2 separate regions of the Homo sapiens genome follow, and region 1 is linked to region 2. Evidence: chromatin loops called from intact Hi-C (ENCODE). Cell type or tissue: lower leg skin. All regions are shown on one strand. Links, peaks and the distances in the headings refer to the core of each region. The heading gives the core; the rest is flanking DNA. Region 1 has its middle 120 kb from the start of CACNA1E. Region 2 holds the start of LOC107985232 (a long non-coding RNA gene).

Region 1 (9,365 bases), core at 2,944-6,943, 52 kb before region 2:
GGCTAGCAGTAGTCTTTCTCTTGTTTGGAGCAGGTGAGTTATACCTACTACTCCTATTCCTTGGTCAGGACCTTTTTCTGGAGACTTAGCTTGGAACCTGGAAGTGTATGAAATCATGCTTAAGATCACACACTCAGTTTTGTTTTGCTGGAAGATGCAACAATGAGATTTGTATTGATTTCTATTCTACTGTATAAAGAGACATTTTAAAGAGTATTTGGTGAAATCTTATTCAATGTATAATCTTATGAAAATTTACTAGGTTGCAGGAGAGATTTTATATTTTGGATATTATAAAGAGCTTCTTTATTGTGGCTGGTGTTCTGATAAACTGAGGAACTAGGCATGGAGATTTCTTGGAGAAGCCTAGACAGCTGCTGTTTTGGAATGGGTTGAATGTGAATATTCGATTTTGCAGGAGGAGTGTTAGTGAGTGTGGAATCTGGCCATCACAGAGCTGTGTGTTAGCTCTGCTTTATTCATAATGAACTATCATTCCCCATCAATGTAAAGCAGGCTTCTATAAACTGTCCTCCCTCAGAAGTACACCCAGCATGCTACATAATGTCCCCGTAACATTTTCCCCCATATGTTTTTCCTCAAATACCAGTCTAATGCATATGCCAGCCATGTTCCTCACTTATGACATTTCCTTACTTTTATCATTTTATCAGCAACTCAGAGAGTGGTTGTGGGACTAACAGGAATTTTGGATGACACCAGAAGGTTTATTTGGTGCAGCTTCTGGCCATTCCTTGGAAAGTGCCTTGGGTATGCTATGTTTGATCAGTGGCTTAGCCACTCACTAACTGTTGGAGTCCTTGATAAATTCTTTACCTTTCTTGGGTTTAGTTCCCTGTTTGTAAAATAGAGGCTTGGCCTGATCATTCACTGAACAGGTATTTATGGAACACTGGGTATGTGCTAAATGCATAGCATGTACAATCATATTGATATAAGACACTGTCCTTTAGCTGGGGGAGGGGCATGGAGTTTGGACAGGAGACAGAGACATATAAACAAATAAGTACAAGGCAAAGTGTACAGCATGCTAAGGGAACAGAGGGGAGAGATGGAGTAATTATACCTGAGAGGGTTCGGAAATGACACACTGAAGAAAGTGACGTTTGCACTTGGCCTTAACATATGATCTTTTTAGTGTACAAGGTGAGAAGGCAGAAAAAAACAGCGTGGGCAAAACCACAGAAGTTTGAACATGGCATGGATATGGGGCTTAGCAAGCAGTCCAGTGTGGCTGAAGGGAGAGGTGATGCTGGGGAGGAAGCTGAAACCAGCTAAATGAGTTCACTAGGCCATTGTAAGCGGGTGGGCTTCTGCTCCCACTAAGAAGCTAGAAGTAGTTCCGATACTCTATGGCTCTGTGCTTCCTCTGCTAGTTTGGATATCCACCCAGAAGTGTGGGTGATAGGGGGTTTTAAAATTCCTCCCGAGCTTCCCTGGTCTTTTCTCTGAGACGTTTCTAAGATTAAACTGTGTAGTGGGTACTTATCTCTAGTCACAAATTTAGGTGTGTAAGAAATGTAATTTTATTTATTTTTCTATAATACAACTTATTTCTATAATACATTCCTATTCTGCTAGAGAAGAAACTTAACCTCACTGAATTTGGGATCACCTCCTTTCCTTACGATTGTAGCTAACTTGGGGTGCATGGGGGAGCATCGGTCATGAATTCACACTGGCAGTTGCTGAAATGTCTACATTGCTGCCCAGCCTTACTTTCACTGCTGAGCAGTTTTGACTCTCCCTCTCTCAATGCAAGGCTGCTCTAGGTCTGACTCCCTCTCTTCTGGTGCACGGGAATCATAAGGGTTTTGCTGCTTCCATGACACCTCGGGCCATAGGGGCAGCACCACAGGGCTATCTAAACCCTATTTCTGGTACAGCCTTTAGCAGAAAAGAGTTAAACATAGGGTTCACCCTAAAAAACATAGGGTTTACCCAAAAAGTTAAACATAGGGTTACCGTATGACCCAGCACTTCCACTCCGAGGCATATACCCCAAAGAACCAATAACATATAACCACACAAAAACTGGTACATGCCTGTTCATAGAAGCATGATTTCTAATAGCCCCAAAATGAAAACAACACAATGCCCATTAGCTGATGAATGGATAAACAAAATGTGTCATATCCATACAAAGAATTTAGCCATAAAAAGGAAGGGAGTACAGATACATACTGTATCATAGATATGAACCTTGAAAACATTATATTAGGTGAAAGGAACCAGACATAATGGCCATATACTGCATGATCCTGTTTGTTTGGAATGTCCAGAAGAGGCAAATCTGTAGACCAGAGACTAGGGGTGGGGGAGAATTGGGAGTGACTACTCACGGGTACAACAGGTATGGGCTTTCTTTTAGAGGGTGAGGAATGGAAATGTTCTGGAATTAGATAGTGGTGATGGTTGTAAAACGTTGTGAATATACTAAAAACCACTGAATTGTACACTTTAAGGTGGTGAATTTTATGTTAAGTGAATTATATTTCAATTTTGAGTACTGAAAAAAACCCTCACAATCTTCTGGACACCCTTTACAAAATATTTCTGGACACCCTTTACAAAAATATTGTTCTACTACCATATGTGGCTCAGCCTTTACAACTATATCTTTTCCAAGATCTTGTTGCCCCCTAGGGTTCTACCTGGGAAAGCGGGCAAGGACCCACAGTGCTCTCAGATCCCTTAAACCTGTGGGGAGAGTGACTCTAGTACCTTTGAAGGGTGGGAGGCAGGACACAGGGTTCCTCTTTCTTAGGGACCTAGTACATCTTTCCACTCCTTGCTTCACAGGTGGCATCTCACCACTCCCAGTCACCCTCACCACTCACCACTCTGAGAGCCTTCTTCATGTGGTCTCCTCAATCTGTGGCCTAGACACTGAATCCTCTCTGCTCCTTTCTGAGGGCTGGGCTTTGAAGACCCAAAAGCCAAATCTAACTCTTTCTCTTCCTTTGTAACTCCTCTGTGTCTTCCTTCCCTGAGGCAATGTACTGTCGTAAGCAGACTCAATGAGGGAAGGACAGAGGAGCATAGGGAAATATGGAGGTGGGCTTGGAAGTATTTAAAATGGTTAATATTTAAAAATATTGTTCTACTACCATATGTGGCTCAGTCTTCTACTTTGGGCAGGGACCCCTTTCCTGGATGTAGCAGGGAAGGTCTCAGAGGTTTCACAAGGCAGGAGATTTGGCTGCTAGACTCCTTTTCCCATGACTCACTGGGAAAACTCCCAGATTATTGTTAGAAGAAGATGGAGTGGTTGCTAGAGGGCTGGCCCTGGGCAGAGGCAACATGAAAAGGGGCCTTTTCATGCCCCCATAGTCACCCCATTGAGGCAGCTGTTTATTCTCTTCCCACCTCTCCTGCAAGCCTTTCTTCCTCAACCTGTTCCCCTCCTACAGGTGTCTGCCTTGGTGCCCCAAGTTCTGCCTGTGACTGTCACTGCTCTGTTTGTATCTGAGGATGTAAGGGGGAAGGGGATTAGACTTGATCTTTAAGTCCCCTGGATGGTTCTGATATCTACAAGCTGAATAGCTTTGGGCAAATTACTTAACAAGACTCAGTTTCCACATCTATAAATGGTGGTATGATTCCTTAGCTTATACAGCCTCTCCAGTCTAGACATTAATGATTATTAGATTTGTTAAGTGTACATACTACTCAGCATAGTATGTGGCACATAGCAGGAGCTCATTAAATGGCTATCACATTGATTATAATTACTAGGTTGCAGTCTTGAGCTAGTCATTTGCCTTCTCCGAGCTTGTTTCCTCATCTGTAAAATGGGGCTAATATTACCTCCTTCATAGGACTATTTTGAAGCATCTGGCATCCAGTAGGTATTAAATGAACCTTAATGGACCTTTTTCCAGCAACTTCTGATCCAGCTGTTTTCTCCAGCAACTTCCAATCCTTCCTCATCAGAGCCCAAAAGGAGAAGTGCTTTGTCCCAATCATGAGCACACAGCTCTGTGTCTGTCAAACTCCTGACTCTTTCTCCCTGGAGGCCCAAAGTCTCTTGTGTTTTCCTAGTAGGTGCAGAAATGGAAGAATGGACTGGTATGTGTGAGTCCTTTCTGCTGTGGATGGCAGCAAGACCTCCTCATTACGGGAATGAGTTCTTGCCTTTGTTGCTGTTTCCCACGTGGATACAGGCTTCATCTGGCCTTGGCTTTGTCGGTCCATAGGTATGTAGTCTCCAGTGAGGAACTCAGCTTCTCCAGACCTCAGTTTCCTTGTCTGTAGAATAGAGATGATGATACTGTTTGCCTCACACATCTTACAGGCTTGTTGCTTGAAACTAATGGAATGATGAATGTGAAAATACTGTGAGCTCTGTAAAATGCTGTAAGGGATTATTCTCCTGGGATACCTGACTATCTAAAGTTTGCCAATGCTTTGGAAACACAAATGTCTCCCAGAGGCAGCTTGCTGGGGACCTCATGTCAGTAGGAATTAGAGTGAAATATGATGGGAATAAGACTTAGAAACAAACATCAAGGAAGGGAAACGGGGGAACCGGAGCAAATGTGAAAGAGGAGATGGGAGAAATGAAAACCAGACTCTTTTCCTGTTTTACAGACTTGTTTGCAGTTTTGCCTTGGGCTGACCTGACCCCTAGGCTGTAACCCTCCCTCTGGGAGTCCTCCTTAGGATCTCGTTATAAGTTTACTGAAGACAAGAGGCGTGGAGAGAGGGTGGAGGTATCTGTGAAAGGACATAAATGTCCCATCATAGGTCTGACATCATGCCCCATATAGGCCCTCAAGGGCTCTGTGGACATAGTTCCCCCTGGGGGACCATCTACAGGGGACAAATAGACCTGTATCATTTCTGATTCCATCCCCTAAGTCTTGAGGGCAGATTTTTGTGCCTAGTCTGGTGCTGAAGGTTATAAAGAAGCCTAAAATCTCATCCCTGCTCTCAAGGGTACTCACAATCTCATTAGGAAGATGAGAAGTAGATATGGGAAAACTATTACACAAACCAAAAACCAGAAACAAACCCGCTTGTGAATACCTGCCAAAATGCGCGTGTGGGATGTCTATTACTATAATACCTCAGAGGAGAGAAATAGTCCTAGCCAGCATGGCTAAGGAAGGAAGTAGAGAATCCATGTTTGAAAATAGTGGAAACTAAATTTGGATGGTGTTTTAGGTCATATCCCTAAATGCAGACCTCGAAATAAAGATTGATATGCAAATGACTTACCAAGGAAGTGCTTCGAGGAGACAGAGGTAAGGGACTAGAGGGGCAGGACAAGGTGAGGAGAACAACAAGTAGGGGTGCAATTTCAGGTGACATCCCAGCCTCAGCCTGACCCCTCAGGGAGCTCTGGAGCATAAATTGCACAAAACAGTTTGTCAACCAGTAGGCAAGGGTGGTTGACATGGACCCTGTCCATCAGTCATTGGCTATATAGGTTGCTGCAGGGCAGAAAGAGACTCCCCTGGTCTCTGGCTCTCTGCATGATGATGTGGGAAGTTGCCAAGCCCAATAAGGTTGCAGGTGCCAGCCATCAGAAACAAGGCATGCAGAAGCTGTGGTTTGGTGCATGGAAGTGGTGAGAGAGCTCTGGGAAGGGCAGCAACAGACTTCACTACGGATAGGAGAGGTGGGGCCAGAGTATGGGATGTCTTCATCACCAGAGTTAGAAGTCTGAACTTGGTCCTCTGTTCACCATAAGCCCTTATGAATTCCTGAGGAGGTGACTGGCACATGGAAAAGAGAAAGATGAAACCAACAGTGATATTCACGGGGACTGGAGGTGGTAGAGCCTGGAGGCAAGTCAGGCTAGGCATGCCCTTCCCATTAGGGCCTTTGTAATGGCTGTTCCAGATTGCCTGGAATGTTTATTCCCCGTGACTCTGATTGGCTCCCTCCCTTACCTCCTTCAGGTTTTTGCTCAGATTTCACTTTTGCATCAAAGCCTTCCCTGACTCTTCCATTGAACTCTACATTGTGTGTCTTCTTTATTCACCATCCTAAGCGCCTTTGTCCAGCTTTTTCCATAGTGCTGGTCAGCAGCCATTGTATTTTACACCACACTTGTTTATGATGCCCGTCGTTAATTGTCTCTTGTCCTTAGAATGTGAGCTCTGTGTGGGCAGGATCTCTGTTTTCCTCACCGATTCATCATGAGTGGGTCAGGAGTGCCTGGCTCATGGCAGGCACGCAGTAAACATTCTGTACAATGAATCACTGTGATCAGAGGTGGGATGGAGGCTATCCCAGAAGGAGCCAGATTGGAAGGCCAGACCTCAGAGATCTTATACAGAAGAAATAACAGGGATGGATGGTTCAACACAGGGGTTGAATTGCAGGAAGCTACAAGAAAGATTACGAAGATCTGGACAAAGGAAGGTAGAATGATGCTGTGTCCTTGGTGAGTAGCTGTGCCCAGGTAGTTGATGTAGTGGCATGGAGGGGACAGAATTCCGAGTGGAGCAGCATGTTGAGGCGATATACAATACAGTGTGGTTCTGGGGAGCAAATTTTCCCTTGAGGGTGCCATGGGGTGTGGGAGGAGAAAGTAGTTGCTTTGGATCCTCTTGGGCTCCAGTCTTCCACCTCTGCAGGGAAAGCCAGGTGCTTTGATAGGAGTGGGCAGGAGGCTTTTCCTGCTCCCCTGCCCATGGCCCCCTTCCTGCCAGCAGGGCTGCTGGGAGAATGAGTGGTTTCCTGGCCTTTCCTCTGTACAAGCCTTTGGAAGCGTTCGTTAGCCAAGCCACCCCTGTCCCATTGAGGGGCCTGGGAGGTCTCATTCACCCTGGACATGTCTGGGTAGCAGCACTGAGCACGTGCTTTGGGAGGTAGTGCTGGTTAACACTCCCAGTGAGTGTGCATGACTGTGAATGAAGGTGAGGACAGCCTGCTATCAGGATGGCAATCCTAGCTTTTTTTTATTTTTTATTTTTATGAATCAATGTCTCACTCTGTCACCCAGGTGGGAGTGCAGTGACGCGATCATGGCTCTCTGCTGCCTCAACCTCCCAGGCTCAAGTGATCCTTCTGCCTCAGCCTCCCACGTAGGTGGGACTATGGGCATGTACAACCACACCTCGCTAATTTAAAAATTTTTATTTTGTAAAGACAGGGTCCTGCTACGTTGCCCAGGCTGGTCTTGAACTTCAGGCCTCAAGCAATATTCCCGCCTTGACCTCCCAAATTGCTGGGATTACAGGCATGAGTCACTGCACCTGGCCGATCCTAGCCTTTGAGGGTTACCTGGCATTCGGAGACAGTTGGGTAAATCTGATGATGGGGTCAGGGCAGCTGCAGCCTATTGGCTTGATTTGTTGTTGTTCTACTGAAAAAGTAGCAAGGGGAGGCCTGGGCCGGGGTGGTCAGTTCAGTGGCTGCCTTAGACACTGTTCTCCCTTTCTAACCTGAAGCCAGGGTCTGGACAGGGAGGGGCATCCCAGCAAGAAGTTCAAGGAGCTGTATTTGCTTTGTTGGGCACAGGCCTTCTTCTCTGTGGCTGGGGCCATGGACCTGCTCTGGTGTCCTGACGTTTAGCAGGAAATGGCACCTAGGCACAGTTGGTAGTCTTTTAAGGCAGATGATGGAAGTGCTGGTAGCTACAGCATCCTCACAGAGGAAGTGGACAAGGGGGCTAGGGTAGAGAGGAGGATTAGGGCAGATGTACTGTGCAAACTGGCTGGTGAGCACAAGTGAGATGGTTCTTGGGGACCTTCTGCTGTAACTGGGGAGATGTTGCAGGGGACCAAAGGCCTGCCAGAGCCTGTGAACTTGAGGTGTTCTGTTACTCTGACTCTACATCTGTGGGCTGGGGAGAGGTGGAGAAAGGCTGATGAATGGAACCTGGGCCTGGGGCCTCCAGAGAACAGGACTCCCCTTGGGGACCTGGTTCTCATTTGACTATCCTCTCTGAATGCCTATTCCTATCTGACACCTTCCATTTTAGGGTTGGAGGAGAGTACTGAAGCACCTCTCACACATGACCTCTGTGGTGTTGCATCCTTCCTTCCATCTCTCCTATTCTTGCTACAGGGGTCTGTGATGGCCTTTGGTCCATGGTATCAGACGCTGGCTCAAGGCAATGCAATGTGCTAGAATCTGATTGGATTTACTTGCTTTGCAGGTTGCACGAGACCTAGTTGTCTCAAGGTAAGAGTCAATAAGTACATCTTATTAACTGATTTGACCTGAGGCACTTTGAGGGGTCCTGTTGTAATCTTGCCACTTTCCTCTGCTTTTCTCATTTATCCCTCTTTTTTTGCAACTTGAGAAGTAAAACAGCAGCCTACCAAGGTGAGGCCACAGTTGCAGGGATAACATTTGAGCCAAGGCTTCATAAGGGCTGCTGTAGGAGGGGAGAGCATCCTGGCACTTTAGTGGGCTACGTGGCCGACTGCAATTGCAAGGATTAGCAGTGTGAGCCCTGATCCTGCTACCTCTTTGCTGTGTGACCCCAGACAACTTGCTTCACTTCTCTGAACCTGAGACCTGCCTCACAAAAATGAAGAGGAAGCATATATGCCTTTATATTGGGTAACTGAAGAGTGATAGATTAATACTGATAATAGTGGTAGCTATCATCCTTTGAAGACCCCTGTGGTGCTTGGCACTTAACCTGTATGATCTATAATTCTCATAAGCAGCCATCTAGGGGTACTTTTATTTCCATTTCATAAGTAAAGGGGCAATGGCATGGAGTTTTGCATCCCTTAAAACTTGTTCCTCTTTCCATTTTGTGATTCTGTGTCTGTGGTGAAGGAGGCCTTCCCTGCCTAACGTGTCCTATTAGCTACTTTGGGAGCTACCGATGGGTGGGCCCAGAGCGGGCCCTGGACACCTGGCTTCCTGGGACACCTCTGCGTCTCCTACCTCTCCCATCCCTGGAGGTTGCCACGCAAAAGAGTGTTGTGGTTGCGCCTTCTGATTTGGGTGCCCTGTCGCTCATCAGGATCAAGGCAGGTTCTTAGCAAAATTTAGAATTTGTCAAAGATCTTTGGCCTGGTGCCTCACCCAAAGTGCTGTTTAAGAAGCTCTTTTTTGAGTTGAATTGTCACCGTCTCATCTCTCCTTTCAAACTAATTTTTTTTTTTCCTGTTTGGGTTCCAGGAATTTTTTTCTCAGCTTTTCCCAGGACCTCCTGGATATTTATTTCTGCTGTGCACTATAACCTTGCAAAACATTTAGGGATCTCTAGCTTGTCATCTCAAAGGGGTATAGACATTGGAGTTGTAGAAGAAATTAATAAAAATAAAGCTTGAAACTTTCCAGACGAACTTGATTTGAATTAATAATCAATTATTTATATTTATATAACTATAATATTATAATACTATAATATATAATATATAACT
Region 2 (9,365 bases), core at 2,040-6,039:
TACCAGCCACCCACCTGGAGTGCTGCTTTCACTTGGGCAGGTCCATGAGGCGTAAAACAGGGAAAACACCTCAATGGCTTTGGACTCAACCTTTAGGGGTGTAGTAGTGGAGGAACAGTGCACAAAGGAGGAGAGAGGAGTGACCAGGGAGGCAGGAAGAATCCTTTGGTTTCCCTAAATCCTCTCTCATGCACATGCTCTTCCTTTTGCCTGTTTTCCTCTCCTGTTCTTCAACTGGCAAACTCTGTTTAACCCGGCTCCAGGGTCCTTTCCTTCACAAAGCCCTCCTGACCAACCCCAGCTGGGCTAGGTGCCCCTCTTTTTTTTCTTTTTTTGGGATGGAGTCTTGTTCTGTCACCCAGGCTGGAGTGCAATGGTGCGGTTTCAGCTCACTGCAACCTCTGCCCACCGGGTTCAAGCGATTCTCCTGTCTCAGCCTCCCAAGTAGCTGGGATTACAGGCACACGCCACCACACCTGGCTAATTTTTGTATTTTTAGTAGAGACTAGGTTTCACCATGTCGGCCAGGCTGGTCTCAAACTCCTGACCTCAAGTGATCTGCTCGCCTTGGTCTCCCAAAGTGCTGGGATTATAGGCGTGAGCCACTGCGCCCAGCCAGGTGTGCCTCTCATGTGCTCCTCTAGCAATCAGGCCTACGCCAATCATAGCACATTCTGTGATGTGGTCACAATCGATGTTCTTCCTGCCTCTTCCATGAGGATGATGTGGACTAAGTCCAGCTCATGTTGTTGTGCCTAGTGCCTGGCACAGTGCCTTGCACATGGTAAGTTCTCAGTCAACGCTGATTGAATACGTACGTCTTTCAGAGGCCAATCTGGTTATGTCCTCCTTGGCATGGAAAAGGAGAATGATGCCAAGGGGAGCAGCAGGGGCATCTGAGTCACACGTGGCCCCAGGTCCTGAGGCAGGCACAGGCATTAAAAAAGGAGGAAGGAACCTGCATACAGGACCCAGTTCTCAAGAAGAGTTCTCCTTAGGCTGGGCTCAGAGGCTCATGCCTGTAATCCTAGCACTTTGGGAGGCTGAGTGAGGAGGATCGCTTGTGCCCAGGAGTTGAGACTAGTCTAGGCAACACGGGGAAACGTCATCTCTACAAAAAATAAAAAAATTGCTGGATGTGGTGGTGTGTGCCTGTGGTTCCAGTTACTCAGGAGGCTGAGACGGGAGGATCACCGGACCCTGGGAGGTTGATGCTGCAGTGAGCCGTGATTGCACCATTGCACTCCAGCCTGGGTGACAGATCCTATCTCAAAAAAAAAAAAGGAGAGACCACCTTGTGGCTTGGTGCCCCCAGGCACGCACTTGGGAGGCAGGGCAGCAGGTGGTGGTGGCAATCCCCCCAGAGTGGGCCCTGGGGAAGGGGTTAGAGGGATTCTTCTACCAAAAATGGGAGGGAACAGCCAGCTAGCTGTCCGAGGTGGGGCTGAGATGTGCGGCCCTCGGAGTTCTCTCCTTATTGCAGCACCTCTAAACCTTACCAACGCGGCATATCATTATTTCTTTAATCTGTGTCTTCTGCAGTAGACTGTAAGTTTATGAGGGCAAGAATCCAGTCCACTTTGTTAAATTCTGGACACCTGGGGGCCCAGCCTGGTCCGCCGCGGATGCTCCTAATTTCAACATCATTTATCGAGCTCCACTGTGTGCCAGTTTGTGGGTCAGGCCCGGGATGTAGCACTGAGCAAGCCAGAAGCCTTGGCCTGGAAGGCAATGCCATTAACCTCTTTCTTTCTCTTCTCTATTTCCCTGTGACCTTGGCCCCATTCTTCCTCCCTCCCTCCCTTCCCCACTCCTTGTCTCTGCCCTCTCCCTCCCACAGAGCAATGTTCTGTGATGGTGCCCGAGATGCGTGGACTGAGCCCAGACCGCAGGCTGCCCGAGCCCGCCCCCTGCCCGGCTGCGGGGAGCCCTGAGCCCAGGTCCGCGGGCCGCCGCCAACGCCACGTCCTGGCCCTGCCGGAAGAAGAGGCATGGCGGCCCCAGCAGTGCGCTCTGCTCGAGGCCGACGCCTCGGACGAGGTGGGCATGCTGCCGGCTTCCCCGCGCGCCGCCTCTGGCTTCGACAACTTCTTCCAGGTGCAGGAGGGCGAGGGCCAGGGCTGGGAGGGCGCCATGGCACTGGAGGCGGGCTCCAGCCCTTTCCTGCCGGTGAGCCCCGAGGTCATGAAGCGGCGGCGCGGGGGCCTCATCGAGCAGCGCGACATCATCAAGGCCCACGAGGCGCACAAGATGCAGAGCACCCCGCAGGCCCGGCGCAAGGAATGGGAGTGAGTATGGCGGGGACGCGGGGGCGGGCATGGCTGGCTGGGCCTGAGGTCGGGGTGGGTTCCTGGAGCGGATGGGCCCCGTGAGGCCGCCCTGGAGGGTCGGGAGATGCTTTCGCTGTGCTGCGACTAACGAGAGGCTGGACCCTCTGGATGAGGTCCTCGTGGTCAGTCCCTGATCTCACCACCCGGCTGTAGGCCTCGTCCAGCCTCACTGAGGCGTTCAGCTGTCAGATGTGGGTGAATCAGCCTTGCCCCCAAGGCTCACTTGTTTTACTAAGAGCCTGTGGAGAAAGAACTGGGGTCTGTTTCATTCTCTGAGCTTTCCTGAAAGCCAGGGAGAATCCTTCACAACGTGGATCATCTATTTCATCTTTACTTCAGGAACTGCAGCTAACCCTGCCTTTTTAATATCCTCCTTGGATGAATGATTACATTTTGGGCACATCTCCAGTGGATGGAGGAAAATGTCCAAGATCTGTGTGGCCACTCCTGGCTTTATTTCTGCTCTGTTTGTGTAGGGCAAAAGGCCAACTTTAATTCACACCTGTTGAGAATTTTGGCTTTTTCTTCTTAGGAGTCCTAAATTAAAGGAAGATGGGATTTCACTTAATTCTCTCGGTTGCCCCAGGTTTTTGCTCCATAGAAGGACTTTGCTTTGTCCTGTGGATGCCGGAGTTTACTCGGCATGCTGGCATGCCCTGTGGTCTGTATGTCTTCATCTCTTCTTGCTTTAGATTGTTGACTTGCTAGATGTCATCAAGTACAAAGAGATTAGTCACAGATGTATTTTGATGGTGGTGGTCGTGGTGGGATTTACCTACTTGGTTTCAGTGAATGTTCTGGATGATACAAGTAGGGGTAAATGAGCTGATCTCTGTTTCATAAGGATGTTAATGTTTGTTAGTTCGCTCATTCATTCATTCAGTGAGTCCGAATGTATGCCGGGCTCCTGGGATTCAGAGAGGAGTTGGGCACAGCCAGCATTCAACAAATCTCTTGGTTGTTCATCTCTCAGCACTATTAGTATTTAGAGCCTTGCATACCTGTCTTTAAGTGCCAGGCAACATTCCAAGCACCTTACATATATCCACTCATGTTAATCTTCACCATAACTATGAGGTAGGTACAGTTATTAGCCACATGTAACCAATGAGGCACAGAGAAGTTAAGTGACTTTCTCAAGGTCACGTGGATAACAACCGCATTGTTACTGTGATTTGATATTAATTAGTAATTTGAACCCTGGCAGTCTGGTTGTGGAATCCATGCCTTTAACCATGATGGCACAGTGCCTTTCATTCTAACTCTCAAAGTACTTCTCTCAACAACCTATTGAGATGCCATGGTAAGAGCACTGGTGTTGGGGTTTGGAGACTTGGGTCTAATTCCCAGGGTGACCTAATTAGTGGTGTGACCTTGAGTAAGTCACCTCATCATGACTTCGAAAGACAAGTAGGAGGGAGTAGACTTCCTTTAAATACAATGCAGCTCTGATAGCTGGCCTTTCTTCATATTTAGAAGTACTATTTTTTAATGCACCTCCATCTTATCTTTCTAAGAGGACCCTGAACAACTTGAGGGCTGAGACTGTCATGCACATTGTTCATGTCACTCAATGCCTATCATCTGGCCTAACCCAAAAAATCCCACAATACTCAATGAAAAACTAGCTTTACCATGACTAGCAATGTGGAAATAACTTTTATGTCTCTAAGTTAAACTTTACTGATTGGAGGATGTCAAGATCTAGTACCAGCCACCTACCTGGGGTGCTGGCGGGGATGATTGGGAGACTGTTTTCACTTGGGCAGGTCCATGAAGAGGTAAACCAGGGTACACACATCAATGGCCTTGGGGAATGTCAGCCTTTAGGGGTGTGGCAGTGGAGGAAGAGCACATGAAGGAGGTGAGAAGGAGTAGAAGGAGGTGGGAGGGTAACCAGAGGGTATAGGGACAAAGAAGTAAGGAAAATGGTGTGTTCAGAAGGAAGGTCATCATCTCCATAGAATGTTGCTGAGAGGTCAAATAAAATGAAGATAGAGAAGGAAACACTGGCTTTGGCAACACAGAGATGACCTGAATGGGAGTAGTTTCCACAGGGCGATGGGGTCAGTAGCCCAGTTGGAGTGGGTTGAAAAGAAAATGGGAAGTGATAGAGACAGTGATGTTGCCCCATCCTTCTCTGCTCCCCAACACTCACGGCCTCATCATGGCTTTTCCCCTCACCACCCAAATTCCTTAGCCTCATGGCTCTGTACATGCCTTAATTTGATCTTCTCCACACCCCTCCCCAGTTCTACGAACCCTAATGTTACTGAGCAAAGAGGGCTTGCTGCTCGGGGCACTAGAAGCCAATACTACAGCACTGGGTTTTTGAGAAGAGAAGCTTTTTATTGCATGTCAATTCACAAAGAGACGGGATGTCAAGCCCAAATCTGTCTCTCTGTCCTCGCTTCAAGGCAGTATTTTCATTAGAAAAGGTTCAAGGGATTAGTAAGTGATTGGTGGAGGGAAAGGGGAGGTCTGGAAAGTCCTTGGACATGCTCAGTTATCTCTTCATGCTACCTCACAGGTCGCATGTGAAAATTCTTGAGGACTTAGTATGAAACATGTCATGGAAGTTCAGGCTGTGGTGTCAGCAGGCTTGTTCTGCAGACGCCAGTAGGCCAGGCCATCTTGGTTCCAACCGATGTCAGCCAGTTTTTTCTTGATCTCACGTTGTGGGGAATTTCAGCATTTCTGCAAGTTGTTTCTTTTCTTATCTGCCATTCTGCAAGCTCAAGAATATCTGTTAGTCATTGGTTTCTTACTCTTTGGGGCACAGTTTCAGCTTCAGCTTTTCAGCAGGTTGTTTCTTTTCTTATCTGCTATCCTGTAAGCCAAAGAATGTAGTCATTGGCCTCTTTAACTCTTTGGGGCACGGTTTCACTAATACACTGTCTGGCACTCATGTTTCATCATCAGCAAAGTCCTGTTCATCCTCCTCATCTTCTCTGGAAGTCCCCTTCACTCTCTTATTTCTGCTGGAGCCTCCCCCCAGGAATGCGGCTTGCTCTGCAGCTGCCTCATGTGACAGCTGCTTTCCCTTCCACGCTGCCTTGGACCCTGGAGTCTAGAGAAGCAATTTGCTCCTCACTATTGCTTCCAGACCATTACTCCCCTCTCCTGTCCTAAAAATGCCAGCTGTGGCGTGCATGTCATCAGATAATACCACCTACTACCCCTCGTTGCCACCATCTACAAACTCCCAAGTCACTTGCTTCATTCCAGGAAGAATGGGTTAGCCCTGGGTTTACTGCCTCTCTTCCCCACGTCTTCAGCTGCTGGCAGTTCTTAGTGATTTCAGTATCCATGTAGATGACCCTTCCTGCACCCTGACCTCTTGGTTCCTTAGCCCCTTCTGTTTGGTGACTTTGCCTTCTTGCTTCCTGCTGACAGCTCACCTCCATGGTCTGCCTGGACATTGTCGTAACTGCATTACTCCATAATCTCGGTTTCAAGCATCCCACTGTGTGATCACCCCCTCTTTTCTCTCCACTCCCTCTAGTGCTCAGTTCCCAAGATTCTTTAATCTTACTGCATCCACAAGACACTGATCCTATTACCTTTTCACTATCCCCTTCCCCAGTCATGTCACCATTTCCCATCTTATCAAACTGAACTCCATCATAAGCACCAAACATATTTTCCAGATAAAATAGTGACCTTTCACTTGAAGTCTCCTCCTACCCTCTCAAGCTCTTTCTTCTACCAACTTCTAAGATAGAATGAATCATCCACAAAGGGCAAGAATGCTGGAGCTCAAGTTGGTTTCTAGTGTACTTCATGCTTCACCATCATTATAATCTCCTTATTTTCACCCTCAACTTTGTTGTCCCTCTGCTGCTTTGTTATACCTTGTCTGGCAAGACTTCAGCCCTGCTAAATCCCACTTTCCCCTATTCTTCATGTACATATGGGCAGGTGACCATAGCTATAGAAAAAGTCACAACCACGCCGATTGACCTCACTGTGAATTGATGACTGCCACCTCCAGTTGGCCCTTAGTCCTGCCCAGAAATCTTACTACTTTTCCCTTTTCTATTCACTCTCACACTCCTCTAGAGATTATTTCACATGCTTTTCCCTTAACTCTCAAATCCCATCATTTCCTGCCAGCTCGCTCCTAGCTCATGACTACAATTGCCTTCCTACTTCACTGGGAAAATAGCAGCAATCAGGAGAGGCATGTACAGGCTCCATCCACTGCACTGACCGCCTGCTGCATCTGGTCCCTGGTACCAGGCCTTTACCTTCTGTTACTGTGGACTGACCACCCCTCAAGTTCCATGTGGAGTCTGTTGCCCATGTAGAGAAAAATGAGCCCCTTTGTTTATTCTGTCTCCATTTTTTTTTCTTACAATTTTCTCTGGAACCCATTCCAATCAGGTCTTTGTCCCAGGCAAACAAACAGCTGTTGACATGGTGACATTGGCCTTCCCAAGGCAGAATCCAATGGGTGTTCCTTCGTGTCCATCTTCCTTGACCTAGCAGCAACATTTGATCACTTCCTCTTTCTTGAAACTCTTTTGTCCTTATTTTTTATATTTTATGTTTTTTTAGAGACAGGATTTTGCCGTGTTGCCCAGACTGATCTCAAACTCTTGGCCTCAAGTAATCCTCCTGCCTCAGCCTCCTGAGCTAGGAGTACAGGTGAAAGTGTTTTGTCACATGGCTTTTACGATACCCACTCTTGGTTCTCCTCCTATGTTGTGGGTTGCTTCTCAATCTCTTGCTAGTTTCCACTTCCTTTTCCCAATCCTTACTAAACACTGGATGTCCCAGGGCTTGGTCCTCAGCCTGTTCTCTTCTCACCAGTGCTTACTTCCTAGTGCTCTTGCCCAGTCCCAGACCTTTGGTTAGCATCGTATACTGCTGACCTCTAAATTGGTGTCTGTACTCAGGACCTCTTCCCTGAATTTAAGATACCACCCACTTATTCACCATCTTTACTTGTACATCCATCGACATCTCAAGCTGAACATGTCTAACATCAAAATATTGATTTCTCTCCAAACCTGCTTCTCTTGTAGTTTTCTCTTTCATTAAACCTACATTTTTTCTGTTGCTGGGGCCAGAAATGTTGAAGTCATTTTGATTCTCACATTGACACTCAATTCTTGCCAATCCCCAGTGTCTCCCCCCTCAAAATGTATCAGATCACCATTCACCACCTCTGCTGCTGTCTCCCTGGTCCAAGCACCTTTTATTATTTTTATTCCACACACGTATATGATACTAGATGCCCAGCACTATTCTAGGTACTTTATAAATATTAATTAATTTATCCATGTAATAATTGATTGAAGCTGGTACCATTATTACCATTATTGTCCCCATTTTTGCACTTGGGGGATAGAGAGTTTAAGTCACTTGCCCAAGATCATAATGTCAACCACCTCTTAATGAGCCTCCCTGCCTCTGCCCCTCCCTGCTAGACTCTGTTTCCCCAACTGCAGCTAAAGATCCTTACTTTTTCTTTTTTGATTCACAAAGGATTTAGAAAGGTAGAACAAGTAGTTTCTGTCCAAGAGTCTTAAGAAATATTTCATATCAGTCCTTAGCTCAGTGCATGATTTCCATCTTCTCCCTCTTCCCCCTGCCCAGCCAGCCTCCTAAAGATGCATGAATGTCTTTGGTTTGATTTCTTCATCTTTCCCCTTAACTCATTCTGCACTGGCTACACTGGTCCCTTGTTATGCCTTGAATGTACTCAGACCTCCCACATCAGGCCTCTGCCTTTTGCTGGTCCCTTTGCCTAGAATGCTTTTCCCATTTATCAGGATGGCTCCTCTCTCATTTCATTTAGGTTTCTGCTCAGAGAGAACTTCCTGATCACCCTATTTAAATAGCATTCCCCCATTGTCACTCTCTTTCCCTCTTTATTTTGCTTTATTTTTCATCATAGCCCTTATTGTTTCCCCAACGGACACACAAACACACACACATACATACAAGCACAGATATTTTGCACTGGAGTGCAAGCTTCTTGAAAGCAGGGCCTTTGTCTTACCTTCAGGGTCCAAAACAGTGCCTAGTGTGCAGTTGACTCACAATAAGTGTTTGCTGAAAGAATGATGAAGTAAACATATTGAGGGGAATTGATATCCATTCTAATCAGCTAAGTTCCAGGGAAGGAGGCAGCTGAGTTCCCTGTGTCCACTGTGTGGTTGTACAGGTTGCTGACTGCAGAGTCCTCCAGTTGAATAGTCAGCAGTGGAAGTGGGGAGTCTGTTCTCTGCCCCACTTCAGGGCTGCCCAGGATCTGCATGCACTTTGTAGAGATGGAAATTTTTCCTCCCTTCTGTCTCCTGCCTTTCAGCTTCTCCTGACTTATGTTCTTTAGACAGGATCCCTTTGGCTCTAGGACAGGGGCAGCCTGGTCCTTTCCCAGGGCTTGGATTTACTGTAGTGGGAAATCAGGCAGGGTTCTCTGTGGGCAGCCCTGACAGCATCTTGCTCCTCCCAAGGCCCTGTCCACTGCTTATACAGGTGAAAGCCTGGGACACATACCACCAGCTTTACAAATCCTGTCTCCTAGACACTGAGTCAGGACCCTGGTGATAGTGAAACAGACTAGAAACCAACCTGGGAGGTCTCCTGCATTTTTTTTTTGTCTTTGGCTGGGTAAGCCAAATGCTGATGGGAGAAGGAGTACTTTAGGTGATTTCAGATGAAGCAGATTTTCTTGTACAGAATGTTGTTTTCCTAAGAACCTATTTAAAGGTTTCCTCAGGCCCACTTTTCAGGTGATGAGGACCTCTTGGTTAGCACCAAGTGTTTATTGTGTACTAAGTTTTATAACTTTAGCAAGTGGGCATGTCACAATGTTTTACTAATACTTTAATATAGTTCTCTCCAGCTTAAAACATTTTTCATACATATGATCTCATCTGAGCCTCACAATGACCTCATGAATTAGCTGTTATTATTTATAATTTACAGGAGAGAAAAATGAGCTCCGAAGTTAGAGGTGGTACTAGGTCAAAAACCTATGTCTTGATAATGACTGCCACCATTTATTGAGCACTGGCTATA

The links. Peaks named below come from ENCODE experiments on the same cell type or tissue, not always from the same donor. Only the 100,000 strongest peaks of a DNase experiment are listed, where the experiment ranks them.
Region 1: it touches region 2 in a loop (9-fold over the local background); 4 of 110 quality-filtered maps call a loop at or near these places.

What each region holds. Positions count from the first base shown.
Region 1 is chr1:181,358,234-181,367,598 of GRCh38, forward strand. It overlaps a transcript of CACNA1E not described here. Among named protein-coding and RNA genes, the nearest start is that of CACNA1E, 120 kb to the right of the region's middle. In lower leg skin, for the core only: no CTCF peak of the experiment used is centred there; no DNase peak of the experiment used is centred there.
Region 2 is chr1:181,411,293-181,420,657 of GRCh38, forward strand. It overlaps LOC107985232 (a long non-coding RNA gene), which reads left to right and starts at 8,449. Exons shown (of 3, transcript XR_001738319.2): 1 at 8,449-9,365. It also overlaps a transcript of CACNA1E not described here. In lower leg skin, for the core only: no CTCF peak of the experiment used is centred there; DNase peaks (open chromatin) are centred at 2,339 and 4,109.